Linked DNA regions of Homo sapiens: region 1 is linked to region 2. The links are chromatin loops, found by intact Hi-C in ENCODE. Cell type or tissue: MCF 10A. All regions are shown on one strand. Each heading gives the region's core, and the rest is flanking DNA. Links, peaks and the distances in the headings are about the cores only. Region 1 overlaps BTNL8 (butyrophilin like 8). Region 2 has its middle 16 kb from the start of ZFP62.

What was found. Peaks named below come from ENCODE experiments on the same cell type or tissue, not always from the same donor. Only the 100,000 strongest peaks of a DNase experiment are listed, where the experiment ranks them.
Region 1: it touches region 2 in a loop (2.7-fold over the local background); 1 of 110 quality-filtered maps calls a loop at or near these places.

The regions. Positions count from the first base shown.
Region 1 is chr5:180,949,067-180,951,928 of GRCh38, forward strand. BTNL8 (butyrophilin like 8) reads left to right here. Exons shown (of 8, transcript NM_001040462.3): 7 at 173-199; 8 at 838-1,840. The coding sequence ends at 1,478. Among named protein-coding and RNA genes, the nearest start is that of BTNL3, 38 kb to the right of the region's middle. RefSeq lists an enhancer at 912-2,111. In MCF 10A, for the core only: no CTCF peak of the experiment used is centred there; a DNase peak (open chromatin) is centred at 1,425.
Region 2 is chr5:180,875,828-180,878,749 of GRCh38, forward strand. No RefSeq gene overlaps it. Among named protein-coding and RNA genes, the nearest start is that of ZFP62, 16 kb to the left of the region's middle. In MCF 10A, for the core only: no CTCF peak of the experiment used is centred there; no DNase peak of the experiment used is centred there.

The DNA of each region.
Region 1 (2,862 bases), core at 1-2,500, 73 kb after region 2:
AATTGCAGATTCTGGGGGAGGTGCATTTTGTAGAGAAGCCCCATAGCCTTCTTCGGATCTCTGGAGGGTCCACAACACTCAAAAAGGGTCCCAATCCTTGGTCTTTCCCTTCTCCCTGCGCCCTGTTTCCCACGTGAGCACTGAACTGCCTGCTCTGTCTGCTTGCTTTCAGAATTGAGAGACGCCCGGAAACACGCAGGTACCAACGCCTGAGAGGGTGACAGTGGGACAGAATCTCAGGTGGACATGAGAGGGGGAACTGAACAGGGACAGATACGGGAACACAGAGTGATGCTGAGACCCATCCTGCCTGCAGATGGAGAAACTGGATGCTTGATCGCCCCCAAGGGTTCAGTGCCCCCAGACACACTTCTTTCCCTTGGTCTAGAAGGGGAGAAGACAGGGGCTGGGTAAACGGGAGACGGGGGGGTCTTTGGCACAGTTTCAGGGAATTGAGGGCACTAGTGACTGGTCAGGGGTCTGAGCTGAGGGGAAGGAAGTAAAGTCAGGCAGAAAATTCTGAGTGGGAGGAAGTTAGATAGTGGGGTCCCTCCAGCTCTTATGAATCAAATAGTTTTATGTATGAAGGGACAGTGGCAGGGTTGGGTGATATGCCGAGATTGGGACGTCATATTGAGACATATCTAGACATTGATGAGTCCTCCAGGCTGCACTGGTGATGAGAGGACCTGAAAGGCAGTGTCTGCGGGAGGCTCAGGTCCGGGGCCTCACCTATGCCACCCAGAGCCAGTCTGCAGTGGGAGGGTCGACCTCTTGCTCCAGCCCAGATTTCGTCTTCAGTAACTCATGCTTCCTCTCTCCCCCACCGCACCCCAGTGGAGGTGACTCTGGATCCAGAGACGGCTCACCCGAAGCTCTGCGTTTCTGATCTGAAAACTGTAACCCATAGAAAAGCTCCCCAGGAGGTGCCTCACTCTGAGAAGAGATTTACAAGGAAGAGTGTGGTGGCTTCTCAGAGTTTCCAAGCAGGGAAACATTACTGGGAGGTGGACGGAGGACACAATAAAAGGTGGCGCGTGGGAGTGTGCCGGGATGATGTGGACAGGAGGAAGGAGTACGTGACTTTGTCTCCCGATCATGGGTACTGGGTCCTCAGACTGAATGGAGAACATTTGTATTTCACATTAAATCCCCGTTTTATCAGCGTCTTCCCCAGGACCCCACCTACAAAAATAGGGGTCTTCCTGGACTATGAGTGTGGGACCATCTCCTTCTTCAACATAAATGACCAGTCCCTTATTTATACCCTGACATGTCGGTTTGAAGGCTTATTGAGGCCCTACATTGAGTATCCGTCCTATAATGAGCAAAATGGAACTCCCATAGTCATCTGCCCAGTCACCCAGGAATCAGAGAAAGAGGCCTCTTGGCAAAGGGCCTCTGCAATCCCAGAGACAAGCAACAGTGAGTCCTCCTCACAGGCAACCACGCCCTTCCTCCCCAGGGGTGAAATGTAGGATGAATCACATCCCACATTCTTCTTTAGGGATATTAAGGTCTCTCTCCCAGATCCAAAGTCCCGCAGCAGCCGGCCAAGGTGGCTTCCAGATGAAGGGGGACTGGCCTGTCCACATGGGAGTCAGGTGTCATGGCTGCCCTGAGCTGGGAGGGAAGAAGGCTGACATTACATTTAGTTTGCTCTCACTCCATCTGGCTAAGTGATCTTGAAATACCACCTCTCAGGTGAAGAACCGTCAGGAATTCCCATCTCACAGGCTGTGGTGTAGATTAAGTAGACAAGGAATGTGAATAATGCTTAGATCTTATTGATGACAGAGTGTATCCTAATGGTTTGTTCATTATATTACACTTTCAGTAAGGTCTTTGCTTGTTTATTTCACATGAATTTATTGTTCCCTACTTCAAATCACCCATGAAACAGGCACCTGCTCTGTGCCAGAGCCAGAGGGAAGGTGGCACTTCCATTGCATTCTATAGAGCCCGCATTACTTTCATACCAAAACCAGACAAGGACATTACAAGAAAAGAAAGGAAAACTACACGTCCATATCCCCCATGAACTTAGACACAAATATTCTAATTAAAATTTTAGCAAACTGAATCCAGCAATACATTCAAAGAATAATACATCACTACTAAATATGTTTTTTCTCATATGTGGCTTAATATTCAAATATCAACCAGTTTAATTAACCACATTAACAAACTGAAAAAGAAAACTATACGATCATTTCAATAGATGCAGGAAAAAATTACATCTGTGAGCAAAGAAGCTACACAGATGACAGGCACATGAAAAGATACTCAACATCATAGTAATTGAGACAATTCAAATTAAAACAATGAGATACCATTCCTACCTATTGGAGTGGTAATAAAATTACACAGAATGATCATACCCAGTGTTGGCCACAATGTGCAGAAACTGAAACTCACACCCTGCTGATAGGAATGTAAAAGAGTGTAAAAATGTAAAAACTATTTTGGAAAACTGTATGGCAGTTTCTTTAAAAGTAAACAGTCACCTAACGTATGGTCCAGCCATCCCACTCTTAAGTATTCACCAAGAGAAAAGGAACTGCATGTCTTGACAAAGCCTTGTACCTCAATATTCATAGAAGCCTCATTCAGAATAGGTGAAAGGTGGAGACAGCCCAGATACTCACAACAGATGAGCAGATAAACAAACCGTGGTGCATCCACGCATCAGGCGCTCCATGACAGTCAAAAATCAACTCTTCGGGCAGGCAGTGAAGGGTCGTCACACAGCAGCTGTGGGTGCAGAAGGTGGTGGATTCCATGGTGGAGAGTCTGGACAGAGAGAACATCCAGAAGATCCAGGTGAGCAGCCCGAGGCCCAGCCAAGGCGTGGCCAGGGTG
Region 2 (2,922 bases), core at 112-2,611:
CTAGCCTGGGCAACACGAGCAAAACTCGTGCAAAAAAAAAAAAAAAGAAGAAAAAAGTGTTGGGAGGATGGACAGAAGCATCTGGGGAAGACTTTGCAGGTGAAAACGGCAGAACTCTCACTACATGACAACTTTGGTCAAGCTCTGAGAGACTTTACCAAACTCTAGCATGGCTTCTAACAGCGTAAGGCCATGTCCCTCAGATAAAACCAGCGTTCCTTCAAGTGCCTGCCTGAGAAAGTTCAATGTGCCAGGGAATGACTATTTGTCTTAGCTAACATTCATCTGGTGATAGGCCCTTGGACTCCCTTACTATAAAAGGCTTACAATTTTAAATACAGTCGTGCATCATGTAATGGCAGGAATACGTTCTGAGAAATGTGTTGTGAGATGATTTCATCATTGTGTGAACATCATAGAGCGCGCTTACACAAACCGAGATGGCACAGCCGGCTACACACCCAGGCTGTATGACACAGCCTGTTGGTCCTGGGCGGCAAACCTGTACTGGGGCTAAAAACCTGTACAGCATGTGACTGCACTGAATACTGTAGGCAACTGTGATATGATGGTGAGTATTTGTGTATCTAAACATATCCAAACATAGAAAAGACACAGTAAAAATATGATATAAATGATTAACAAATGGTACACCAATATAGGGCATTTACCATAAATGGAGCTGTGGCTACTGGCTGGTACAGTATTAGGTGTACCTGAAGTATTTGCTGATGCCTGCCTCTCTGCCTCTGAGGTTTTTCTGGAACAAACGCCACTGTAGTCAGCTGGCAGTGATGAAGCCCAGACATTCAGTAAATTTTAAAGGGGTATGGGATCTTGCCTGCCACTGGAGCAGGTCAGGAGGCTCAAACTATGGCTACTGACCTGGATTAAGAGGCTTTGGGGGTAAGCCTCATGCTTGGTTTTATTGTTGGGGGCCAAATGTTAGGGAACAAGGCAGAATCCTATGTTCACTTCCATCTCTCCTCCAAGTGGATGGTATCTCTCTCTGTGCTATGATACCTGCAGTTGGGGGAGAAGTGATTCAGGTAATTAAAACTGTCCTTTCTACCCTCTCCAATGCATCTTTTCTTATTATGTTACAACCATATACTCTGATCTCTCACCTGGTCTCCTTAGCTCTCATGAAGGTATTTATGTATGTTGCTAGTCATTCTATGTGATGTTTCTGCAGTGAGACAACAGCTAAAGAGTTCTCTTCTGCCATCTTGCTCTGTCCTTCATCCTACTCTATGTTTCTTCAAAGATAAATTATGTGTATTTGAGGTTTACAACATGGCATTATGGGATGCATATAGATAGTAAAGTGGTACTCCAGTGAAGCAGATTAACATATTTATCATTTCAGATAGTTACTTTGTATTTTTGTAATAAGAGGAGCTAAAATATGCTTATTTAACAAGAATTCCTAATACAATACAATTTAACTACTTGACTTCTTATATTGTACATTAGACCTCTAGATATTGATTCTACATATCGCCTACTTTTTATCCTTTGATCTACATCTCCGCATTTCCTTCGCCTCCCTCAGCCATGATAACCAGTTGGTTCTCTTTTTCTGTGTTTTTGAGATTAAATAAGATCATGTAATGTTTTTCTTTTTTTAATTTTTAATGGATTTTATTGGTGACGCTAGTGACTTGCTAATTAGCATGATGAATACTGGAAATTGGCTCTTTTTTTGAATAGAGTCACACTCTGTTGCTCAGGCTGGAGTGTGGTGGCATGATCACAGCTCATTGTAACAAACTGGGTTCAAACAATCCTCCTGCCTCCTCTTCCTGAGTAGCTATGACTACATGATGTTATGGGACTACAGGCATGTGCCACTGCACCTGGCTAATTAAAAAAAATTTTTTTTTTCTAGAGACAGGGTCTTGCTATATTGCCCAGGCTGGTCTTGAACTCCTGGCCTCAAGCAGTTCTCTTGCATCAGACTCCCAAAGTCCTGGAACTACAGGCCTGAGCCCCTGCACCCAGTCACATTTTCCTTTCTGTGTCTGGATTATTCAGTTAGCGTAATGTCCTCCAGGTCCATACATGTTGTAACAAGTGGCAGGATCTTCTTTTCTAAGGTGGAAAAATATTCCATTATGTACATATATCATATTTATGTACTTGTCTTTCTATGGCATTTACATTGTTTCTATATTTTGACTTTTGTGAATAATGCTGCAATAAACATAAGAGTGCAAATATCTTTACAAGGTGGTAAAGAAGAGGGACTGCTGGGTGATATGGTGTATTAATCCATTCTCACGCTGCTAATAAAGACATAGCCGAGACTGGGTAATTTATAAAGGAAAGAGGTTTAATTGACTCGTAGTTCCACAGGGCTGGGGAGGCCTCAGGAAACTTACAATCATGGCAGAAGGGGAAGCAAACACATCCTTCTTTACATGGCGGCAGCAAGGAGAAGTGCCAAGCAAAAGGGGGAAAAGCCCCTTTATAAAACCATCAGATCTTGTGAAAATTTACTTACTATCAGGAAAACAGCAGCATGGGGGTAACCACTCCCATGATTCAATTACCTCCCACCAGGTCCCTACCACGACATGTGGGGATTACAGGAACTACAGTTCAAGATAAGATTTGGGTGGGGACATAGCCAAACCATATCATATGGCATTTCCATTTTTAATTTTTTAGGAAACTTTATTTATTTATTTATTTAGATAGGATCTCATTCTGTCACCCAGGCTGGAGTGCAGTGGCATGATTTCAGCTCACTGCAACCTCTGCCTCCCAGGCTCAAACGATCCTCCCACCTCAGCCTCCCAAGTAGCTGGGACCACAGGCATGCACCACCACACCCAGCTAATTTTCTGTATTTTTGGTAGAGATGGGGTTTTGCCATGTTGCCCAGGCTGGTCTCTAACTCCTGAGCTCAAGTGATCC